2 separate regions of the Homo sapiens genome follow, and region 2 is linked to region 1. The links are chromatin contacts, found by Hi-C in ENCODE. All regions are on one chromosome and are shown on one strand. Each heading gives the region's core, a stretch centred on a gene start or an enhancer-like site at or near the end of the contact. The rest is flanking DNA. Distances are from core to core; before and after follow the strand shown.

What was found. A loop is a pair of places that touch in the nucleus more often than their neighbours do. Pooled maps may share reads with other maps.
Region 2: a pooled map shows a loop between it and region 1 (10-fold over the local background). The contact joins the promoter of ANKRD36 here to the promoter of STARD7-AS1 in region 1. A Hi-C loop is called at or near these places in 1 of 37 single-sample maps with no recorded cell type and 6 of 50 pooled maps.

The regions. Positions count from the first base shown.
Region 1 is chr2:96,207,096-96,212,594 of GRCh38, reverse strand. It overlaps STARD7-AS1 (STARD7 antisense RNA 1), which reads right to left and starts at 4,179. Exons shown (of 4, transcript NR_046322.1): 1 at 3,616-4,179. It overlaps STARD7 (StAR related lipid transfer domain containing 7), which reads left to right and starts at 3,768. Exons shown (of 8, transcript NM_020151.4): 1 at 3,768-4,450. The coding sequence starts at 4,161. RefSeq lists silencers at 3,522-3,741, 4,092-4,351 and an enhancer at 3,484-4,074.
Region 2 is chr2:97,110,743-97,116,109 of GRCh38, reverse strand. ANKRD36 (ankyrin repeat domain 36) reads right to left here and starts at 2,957. Exons shown (of 76, transcript NM_001354587.1): 1 at 2,174-2,957. The coding sequence starts at 2,370. RefSeq lists enhancers at 2,218-2,447, 3,408-3,507 and silencers at 2,568-2,697, 2,778-3,157.

The sequences.
Region 1 (5,499 bases), core at 2,930-5,429:
ACAGATCAAATGAGCCATTTTATCCATCTGGGTGGTGCCAGCCGATCCATCAAGTGCAAGGTCAGCAAAATATCTCAAGCACTGATCTTAGGAGCAGTTCAGGGAGGGTCAGAATCTTGTAGCCTCTTAAACCTTAACTTCTAACCTTGTGGCTAATTTGTTAGTCCTACAAAGGCAGTCTAGTCTCCAGGCAAGGACCTTTGTTTTGAGAAATGGCTGTTATCCTCTTTGTTTTAAACTATAAATTACGTCCCTCCCAAAGTTAGTTCAGCCTATGCCCAGGAATGAATAAGGACAACTTGGAGGTTAGAAGCAAGATGGAGTTGGTTAGGTCAGATCTCTCTGTCTCAGTTATAATTTTGCAATGGTGGTTTTAATCCCTCCCTTTGGGTTTATAACACCTTTATCTTAAGGTGTTGTTAATGAAGATGGAAAAAGGGCAAAGACCTTAACTTCTTCCTACTAACCAGGGGTGTAGTGAGGGGTAGGTGTTGACTCCAAGGTGAGAGGAGTGGAACCACTTTGCAACTGTCTGAGTGTACTCCTGCAGGCCTGACTGGGGTTCGAAGGCTTGCATGGCAAAGGCATTAGTATTGCCACCTATAGTTTTCGTACTGTGTTTAAGGGAACCGTGTACTATAAGGGAAATAATGAGTACTAGGGTAAGGAGTGCAGTTCCCAGTTTTAAAAGTAAAGATTTAAAAGCATTAGCCTGGGAACTTGTAGCCCACAAAGAATTTAGGATTTAGTTCAAACTGCAGAAAAAAACTTAAGAACAGTTAACAAAAGGTGTACCACAGTTTTTCTTCTGAAGCATAATTTTTCTCTCTCCAGTTCCCATTTTTACTAAAAACAAATCATGATAGAACTGATTTGTTTACAAAATAAACCGCAGTCTTATTGTACTTGGCCTGATGATTTGCATAAAGTGAAGCAAGAATAATTATTTTTCACATAGGCTTTGTTTTTTTTTTTGAGATGAAGTCTTGCTTCGTGGCCCAGGCTAGAGTGCGGTGGTGCGATCGTGGCTTACTGCAACCTCCGCCTCCCAGGCTCAGGCGATTCTCCTGCCTCAGTCTTCCAAGTATCTGGGATTACAGGTATCTGCCACCACGCCCAGCTAACTTTTTGTATTTTCAGTAGAGACAGGGTTTCACCATGTTGGCCAGGCTAGTCTCAAACTCCTAACATTGTGATCTGCCTGCCTTGGCCTCCCAAAGTGCTGGGATAACAGGTGTGAGCCACTGCGCCTGGCCTTCACATAGGCTTTTAAAATTGGCTTTGATGGAACTCTGTTCCATAAGAAATCTTAGATAAGACCTTTTTAAAGCCAAGCCCAGCCATGGGTTTGTACCCTCGAATACCTATGAGTTGGGTAAATTCCTCTCCTCTTGAGGTGTCAAGATAACTTAGGTCTCCTGAGCCTGTTAGAAAGTGACATTCTTTACTTACCACAGGTCAGGAACCTCGTACAGGGACTGTGTTGACATAGTATGAGGCCAGATTTCCCAAGGGGCTCTATAAGTCAATTTTTTGGCTTATTGGCTCTATAAGTCAACTTTGTTTTTTTTTTTTTTGAGACGGAGTCTCGCTCTGTCGCCCAGGGTGGAGTGTAGTGGCGCGATCTCGGCTCACTGCTGCAAGCTCCACCTCCCGGGTTCACGCCATTCTCCTGCCTCAGCCTCCCGAGTAGCTAGGATTACAGGTGCCCACTACCACGCCCGGCTAATTTTTTGTATTTTTAGTAGAGACGAGGTTTCACCGTGTTAGCCAGGATGGTCTGGATCTTCTGACCTCGTGATCCGCCCGCCTTGGCCTCCCAAAGTGCTGGGATTAAAAGTGTGAGCCACCATGCCCGGCCTAGAGCTCTTTTTTCTAAGAAAAAATCCTTTTAAGGCCAGGCACGGTGGGTCATTGAATCGTGAATTCAATGGGTGGTCTCTGAGCAGTCACCCTGAATCAGGCCTGTTAAACTTCTTTCAGGGCTCACTGAATGTGACTAGATAAATAAGGAGTGTTCTCCAAGTTAGGCCTGCTGGATTTTCATCAGCAATTCCTTCAGAGATCCCCTCCATATATACAAACACACACACGAAGACAAGACAGACAGAAGGCCTTCCAAATTAAGGTCCCTAACCAAGAACTCCAAGAGTACCCCTTCCAAACTATCCTCCTATTCTCCATCTGACAAATCTCCCTGAAATATTCCTGATTGAGAAGTCTCCCGAACCAAGACTCTTCCTAGTTAGGGACAGCCAACTGGGATGCCCCAGGAGCCAAACTGAGACAGACACCCCATGGTGGAGCTACAGACACCCACCATGTGGCTACAGAATCAGTCCGGAGAAGGAAGGAGGCACTGGCAGCACCTAGGATACTCAGCAACCTGCCACCCCATGATGGGGCTATAGCTACAGACACTCCATGACCTGGCTACAGCGCCCCGCTATGGAGCTACAGATACCCTGTGACAGGGCTACAGTTATGGGATGTCTCCCCAGGACTATTTCTCCATTGCGATTAAGTCCATGCATATTGGGCTAGCAGTGCCCCACTGGCAGAGACGGTGCCAGAGTTAGCCCCTAGTCCAAGAGAACTATGTGGCCGCTTAGGCTGGCCTCTGGATCTGTCACCAGAGGTGGGGCTACCGAACCATGGACAGGTAGCCACAAGGGGTATCCCAGACGAACCCCCAAATTTGTAACCGTACAATGGGTTCACCTTGCCCACTGCCTAGACAGAGCCGATTTATCAAGACAGGGGAACTGCAATAAAGAGTAATTCACGCAGAGCCCACTATGAGACTGGAGTTTGTTTCAACATTACTCAATCAGTCTCCCTTAGCATTCCGGGATCAGAGTGTTTAAGGATAATTTGGTGGGTGGGGGAAGGCCAGTGAGTCCAGAGTGTTGACTGGTTGGGTCGAGATGAAATAATAGGGAATTGAAGCTGTCCTCTTGCACTGAGTTGGTTCCTGGGTGGGGGCCACAAGGTCAGATGAGCCAGTTTATCCATCTGGGTGGTGCCAGGATCCAACCAGTGCGGGGTCAGCAAAATATCTCAAGCACTGATCTTAAGAGCAGTTTAGGGGGATCACAATATCGTAGCCTCCAGCTGCATGACTCCTAAACCATAATTTCCAATCTTATGGCTAACTTATTAGTCCTACAAAGGCAGTCTAGTTCCCAGATAAGAAGATTTGTTTTGGGAAAGGGCTGTTATCCTCTTTATTTTAAACTATAAACTAAGTTCCTCCCAAAATTAGTTCACCTAAGCTCAGGAATGAACAAGGACAGAAGCAAGATGGAATTGGTTAGGTCAGATCTCTTTCACTGTCTCAGTTTTAATTCTGCAATGGCGGTTATCACTGGGAGCCCCCAGCCCCCGCAGAGACATGCGGAGCCCCGCCCCCACCCTGCACTCTAATAAAGAAGGGGGCCAGCGTGCCGGCCTCTTAAAACAAGTTAACACCTGGCAGGATTCTAACAGGAACCTGGCCAGGTTTCTCCGCGGGGCGGGGCTGGGACGGCCGGAAGATGGCGGCGACGGCGGCAGCCGGGTCCGAGGGTCACTCTCCAATGCGCCCTTGACGGCTCTCGCCGCCGAGCCACCTACCTTGCTAGCAGGCGGCCTCCGCGCATGCATGAAGGGGCAGGAGGGGGCGGTGACGAGCACTTCACGGCGCCAATGAGCACCCAGGAGCCCAGGTCGCGCCCAATCACGGCCCAGGTGGCGGAGAAAAAGTAGGGTGCGCGCGCGCCGCGCGTGTGGCAGTCGCGGAAGGCGCGGGAGCTTGCGTGCTGCTGGGCCTGAGCTGTCTGTCTCGTTTCTGTCCGCGCGCCCTGCATCCCGGCCCCGGGCGCCCGCTGGAGGTCGCCGAGGAGCCACAGGGCTGACTGGTCTGCTGCCCGGGCCCAGGAGTGCCTGGTGTAGCAGTCGCGGAGCCATCCCGGCGTCTGCTGCCATGACCGACTCTCCCCTCAGAGGAGACTCTTCCTCAGCGGTGGCTGCAGAGACAGATGAGCGGCGGCTCCTGGCCGCGGGACCGTGAGACGGGTTCGTGGCCGGCCATTTAGGGGGACGCTGCGACCACCGCCTGCGCCCCTCCGGACTGGTTCCTTGGGCCCCGGAAGCTCGCGGCGGGCCCTGCGGGAGGCGGCATGCTCCCGCGGAGGCTGCTGGCCGCCTGGCTGGCGGGGACGCGGGGCGGGGGCCTGCTGGCGCTTCTGGCCAATCAGTGCCGCTTCGTCACGGGCCTGCGCGTGCGGCGCGCGCAGCAGATCGCGCAGCTCTACGGCCGCCTCTACTCCGAGAGCTCACGCCGCGTTCTCCTCGGCCGCCTCTGGCGCCGGCTGCACGGCCGTCCTGGCCATGCCTCTGCCTTGATGGCGGCGTTAGCCGGCGTCTTCGTTTGGGACGAGGAGAGGATCCAGGAGGAGGAGTTGCAGAGGTGGGCGCTGCGGCGAGCTCTTTCTGGGCCGTGGGGTGGGGGGGCTTGTGAACCCTGGGGCCTGCCCTGTGGTCGTTGGCCCTTGTTTACCCGGTGGTCTTTTAATTGGCAATACAGTCGATTGAACCTGCTTCAGCAAACCGCGTTGTTATTTGTCTCTGTGTGTCAATTTGCATTTGTCGGGTTATAAAATAGAACTGAAAGTGTGTAGGCTGGTGTGTAGGAGGGAGACTTTGAGTGGGGCGAGCAAGACAGTAAAGAAACAACACTGTAGAAATCAATTAGATAGCGAAGGCATGGAGGCCCTTGTTCATGTAATCTGTAATCTTTAACACAACCAGAAAGGTGCAAATTCAAAACAAATTTTAAATTTGGCCTAAGGGTGGTGGGCTGCTATTTGCAAAATGACTTCAATCCAGATGGGACTCAGGCCTGTGAGAAAAGCCAGGAGAGCCCTCTGTCATCGTGACTCGTGGCAAAATTGAGAGCCTGGAAGCGATTTTGTCCAGGTTACACAAACCAGCAGCCCAGACATTTGAACCTGTAAGAATTAGGTCAGATTTTTGCGACGTTAACTAGAACTTTGGGAATAGTGTCCCATTAGACTCTGAAGTCATGCTGTCGTCATCAAAACTGTGAAAAGCCCAGTACCATTGATTACGTTTGTTAATCTGTAGTTCTGAGACTGTAGTTTCCAGGTAATGTCATGGGGAAACTTTGCTTTGGTTTTTGGTTTACCTTGTGTCTGTATTTTCTTTGCAACAGATATTCTTAAACTGTGCCCTCCCTGCACAGAAAGTACTTTGCCGTGATTTCGGGAACCAGAGACAATCCCCTCCCTCCGCAGATTCCACACTCGCCTGTTTATTCTTGATATTTCCTCCACAGGGAAACAACCTGTTATTCCACATTTTTTGTTAGGTTAAAAATGGAAATACCCCAATAAAGTTTATACCATGGCCTGTGTGGGAGGTGTAACACCCAGATGCCAGGCAGCTATTTGTGCCACACTATGAATTGTGGGTAAATGCAAGTCTATCTTAAGAACT
Region 2 (5,367 bases), core at 1,708-4,207, 900 kb before region 1:
CACCTGCCAGAAAAGAAGAAATGTTACATTTTGTACACATATTTGGCTTACAAACACCATAGATTGTTTGTGTGTATGTATAATCAAACCAACTTTTTTTCAGAGTACATCTTCACACCTCAACATACATCTGTATCTACTGACATCTGCAAAGGTCCCATATTGTCCCATCCTATGGATGCACTGAAATTTATTGATAAATTTATAAAATTTATAAAATCCATTATAAGGGGTTTTCCAAATACATTGCTATTTTAAGCAGTGCTGAGAAAAACAAATTGCATGTATCTCTATTTCCTAGAGATATTTTAGTATAATGGAATTGATGGGTGAAGGGCACATACATTTTTACAGTGTGATACTTACCAAAAAATTGTCTATTTGAAAAGTCATCAGAAATGTAAACTTTCAACAGCAGTATATGTACTGCTACCCTTTACCCTCACAAACTTGTGATAGAAAATAGTATTTCATTCCTTTTTTAACTTAAATACCTTCTCCTCCCAGGAACACTAAATATTTTTTCCCATGTGCATAGGTTGCTTGAACATCTGAAAAATAAATGCTTTGCTCTATTTTAAATGAGAGTTCTTGTTTATTTGAAGAATTCTCTGTAAAATGAAAATCACTTTTTTATCTAATATGTATATACACATATTGTCTTTTGTTAATTTTTTCTTATAAACTGGATTTTTTTTATTTTGCTAAATCGACCTTCAGAATGTGTGCTTGTGATATTTGTAGGAATATAAACATGCATCAATATAAGTAGGCATTTGTGTTTTTTTCTGTTATCTTTCTTATTTTGTGCATTTAAAATTTTTAATCTACATTCCATAACGAATTTATTTCTGTGACATAAAAATCTAGCCAGATTTCTCCAAATAGTTAGCAGGCACTTCATTTATGAGTAATTCATCTTTTCCTACTAATATGAAATGTCACCATTATCCAATTCTATTAGATTGGTGCAAAGGCAATTGCGGCTTTCGCCATTACTTGTAATTGCGGCAAAAACCGCAATTGCTTTTGCACCAACCTAATAAATTCTTACACATATTGGTGTGTTCCTGGATTTTCTAACCTGTTCCATTCACTGATTTGTTGTTTCAGCTGTTAGTAAATAACTTGTGGAAATTAACAGCACATTTTCATATCTAGAAAGGCAAGTCTTTTTTGACTCCATTTCAAAAGTTTTCTTGATGTCGTCACAATAGTAAAAGACAGCATGAGTAATTCAAAAATGTTAACACTTTGATAACTTTATTTGGATTATGTAAAATTTATAAACACAGAAAGAGCTCAGAACTTTAGAAAAATGTGTCTTTCTATTCAAGAACACAGACCATCTTCCCACTTCAAAGTTTCCCTCTAAGGTCCCTCAGTGAAAACCAAATTGACATAGGTGTCCATTGATATCAAATAAATATTGGATTTTTATCCAAAGAATTTTTAGCCAGGAAGTTGATATATTATGGAAATGATTTCTCTCATTATGCACCTTTCCATAATGTATGTAACATTATGCTTTAAAATGTGCACGTTAAAAATAAAACGCTGTACATGCTGAATTTTATTAGTGAAATCACTTTAAAATGATTTATAAAGAAGCAGCATGGTGAGTGATTGGAAACCAGCTGAAGTTTTGTTTTTGTTTTGCTGCTTGTGAAAATGACCTGGGTGCTCGCCCCCGCCAAGGTTTCCACATCCCAGGTGCGGCTGAGCCTGCCAGGAAAGAAAGTCCAGCCCCTTTGGTGACAGGACTCGCCCCCCTCACCTCTGCACCCCTTTCCCCCACCCCATTCACCCCCACCCCTCACCCCCACCTCCAGTCCTCTATCCCATTGAACCCTCACCCCATCTCCCCACCCCACACCGTCCACGCCCCTACCCCCCAAGCCTTCATTCCGTCCACCTCAGCCCATTCACGCCCCCACCCCATGCACCCCCTACTCCCCACTCCCATCCCCCAACTCACTCCACACCCCGCCACCCCATATACCGCCACTCCCCAGGCCCCGCTCCACTCACTCCCACCCCAGCCGGGCACCCCCTAGCCCCCGTCCAAACCCCGAGCCCCGGACCATCCGCCCCGCAGCCCTCAGCCTGGAAAGGGGTACTTCTCCACATCCACAGGCCTCCTCCCGCAGCCCCGGCTCCCGGCCCCCATTACCTTTCCTTCCTGTCTCTCTTATTGGCGTCATAATACGTGAGCAGAAGGTACTTCAGTTTCTCTAGATTACCATGTAAGACAGCTCTGTGGATCCTCTTCAGATGATACGGTTTAATGGGGTATTGGGGAAATGCGAAGCCATCCGAGCACAAGCGCTCCATGAGGGTGGGCCACCTCTCCCGCTTGCCGTCTTCCATAATCGTCGGCTGCAAATTGTAGCCTGCAGCCGTATTTCAGCTCGCCTTCGGGGATCGCCGCCTCCGAAGAGCAACAACGAGCAAAGCAGTCTGTCCACGGACCTCCGCACAGACTCTCAGCGCCTCCCGCCTCTCAGCAGAAACGCCCAACAGAAGGGTTAGAACCAGCGAGCACGCGCACCTTAGCCGGCCCTGCCCAACAGGCCCGAGGCAGAGAAACCGCCCTAGCAGCTCTCGCGCGCCCAGTGCAGGCGGCGGTTGCTGCGGAGGTGCCGCGGGAGGGCGGGGCTCCCTGGAGCGCGAGGCGCGCCCTGCCCCAGGGCCTGTTTAACTGTCGCCCGCGCGCTCTTCTCTTCCACAGGCTCCCGACGCTCGGAGTCCCCCGCGCTGGGCCCTCTGCAGCCCAGGGATGGGGTTGAGTGGTGCTTCTCCGCCTGGTGCCACCGCTGGGCCCACAGCCCCACTTCGCCACTGCGTCGCCCCCGGGGTCCGCGCTGATGGGTGCGAGGCGGGAGGACGGGATCCGGGGTTGCCACAGCTGCAGCCAGCGCACCACTTGTAGGCGGCACTGCAGCTCGGGCTCCGGCGGGGGCTGGCGGGGCTCCCGTGGGATGGCCTCCTGGGCCCTGAGTGCGCCCCCATCCGGCCGGAGGGTGCGCGCCTCCTGCACCCCCGGCGGAAGCCCATGCCCGGCGCTCCTGCCGCAGACTGCCTGACTTGCCGCGGCCAGGCTGGCCCCGGGGTCCGCGCGGCTGGAGGCGCAGGCCTGGTCGGGGATTCCCAATCCTCGGGGACCCCTGCTCCATGTGCTGGTGGCGGCTGCAGCTGCAGCGCCCGTGGGCTGACGTGGCTTCCCGGAGCTGCGGCCGGCCGCGCCCAAGGGCCCCACAGGCTGCGCTGCCCTTGCCAGCTGCTCCTGACCCGCGCCCAGAGCGCAGGACCTGACGCTTGGCACTCTGCAGCCACGGGGATGAGGCTGAGCGCCTGTTTTCGGCCTCGTGGCGCCGCTGGGGCCACAGCCTGACTTCACCACCCTGTCGCCCGAGTCCTGTGATGGGCAGGTGTGAGGAGGGGCAATCGGGGTTCCCAAGGCTGCTGCCTGCATGCCACTCCGTGAGGAAGTTGAAATACGTGATCTCTAAGATTCCTCCCAGTTCTTCACCTCATGAGACAAATATAAATCAAGTAACATTCGCTATTGTGATTAGAAAAGCTGCATTTACACACGTTAGCCACTAGATGGGGACGTGCGATTGTTACAATGCTGAAGGTTTCCCGTATTTCTTTATTTTTTATTTGGCCGCTAGAGGGCACGCCTGCACTGCACTTAAAGCTGACTATTAAGGAAAGACAAAGGAATTCTTGGATTTTTCCATTTTCCTCATCACCTGTGCTTATCAGAGAATTCCAGGGGCAAGCTACCCTTTCCAATTCATCACTAATTTATAAACAAAATTCTAAGGAGTAAGGAATGCTTCTTACTTACTTCCTATAACATATTTAAGAATGAACGCTCAAAATAAAAGTAATTTATTTAAAACGTGTTGAGTAATTATAACTGCAAAATTTTTGCTCATGTTTTTCATATGCTGTTCATTTGCAAATTATTAGAAATCTACATATTCTGTTCATCTCAGCATTATTTATAACAGGGAAAAATTAGACACTAGCCAAAAATCTAAAAACAGGGAACAGTAAGGAAAAAACAAATGGTTCTTTTAATCATCATCACTAAAAGTGCTTGTGACTTAAAATAATGACATAAAAGATGCTTCTACGTTGTTGAGTAAAACATCAAGATAAATTTAAAATTCTATTTCAAGCTTAACTATATTCATTTAAAAAGAGAAAAATTTTAGAGGGTTTATCTTGTTGGATTATCAGATGTTATTTTTCTCTTTTTAATGCCATATACTTTTCAAATTTTCAGTGGGCTGGTATTACTTTTGTATTTAAAAAAGAAAAATATAAGGAAAAAGAAACCTGTCACACACTTTTTAGTGGATTTTACTGATCAGTCATCTCTGTATTTCTGGCATCAGCAAACTGAGCCAGAAACTCAGTGCCTCCCATTTCTTTCTTTTTTTTTTTTTTTTTAGACGGAGTCTTGCTCTGTCGCCCAGGCTAGAGTTCAGTGGCTCAAACTTGGCTCGCTGCAACCTCTGCCTCCCAGGTTCAAGTGATTCTTCTGCCTCAGCCTCCCAATTAGCTGGGATGACAGGTGCCCACCACCGCACCCGGCTAATTTTTCTATTTTAGTAGAAACAGGGTTTCACCATCTTGACCAGGCTGGTCTCGACTCCTGACCTTGTGATCCACTGGCCTCGGCCTCCCAAAGTGCTGGGATTAACAGACCTGAGCCACCGCGCCAGGCCAAGTGCCTCCCATTTCTTGTATTTACCTTTAAAACTCCTGCAATGAAGGACTCCCTCCTCCCTCATCTAACCTATTATGTGTGTGGTGAGTTCTGACTATGATATCATTCCTGATGTGAAACCGAAGTCTCTCTCTTCTAAGTCCATCCATTGGTTCAGTTCTGTCTTCTGACAGAGTCCACGCCAGACTTCACATTTCTCCCAATCGTCTTTGTCCTACAAGGGCTTTCTATTCTTCAAGCTAAAGAGATACCAGTGATTCCATTCGTTCATTCAGTTAACGTTTAGGGGCCACATCTTGTGCTATGTCCTGAGATTTGCCAATGAGCAGAGCTCAGAGTATTGAAAAGACAAACACATACACCAGGCATTTTACTATGCTGTGTTGTGTGCATGACAGGAGCACACAGGGCATCCAGGCACCAGTGAGAAGGGCCATTCACCAGACTTGAGAGGTCAGCAAGGGTGCTCTGAGGAAACACCTTCTAAACTGAGAGCTGGAAAGAGTGAGACAGGAAAGCAGTAAGAGGTAGCGTTCTGAGGAGGAAATCTCCGAGGTGGGACAGGGATGCGTGTGGAGAGAATGCCCTTCCCATCCCCACTCTTCATGAAGTCTCTACTC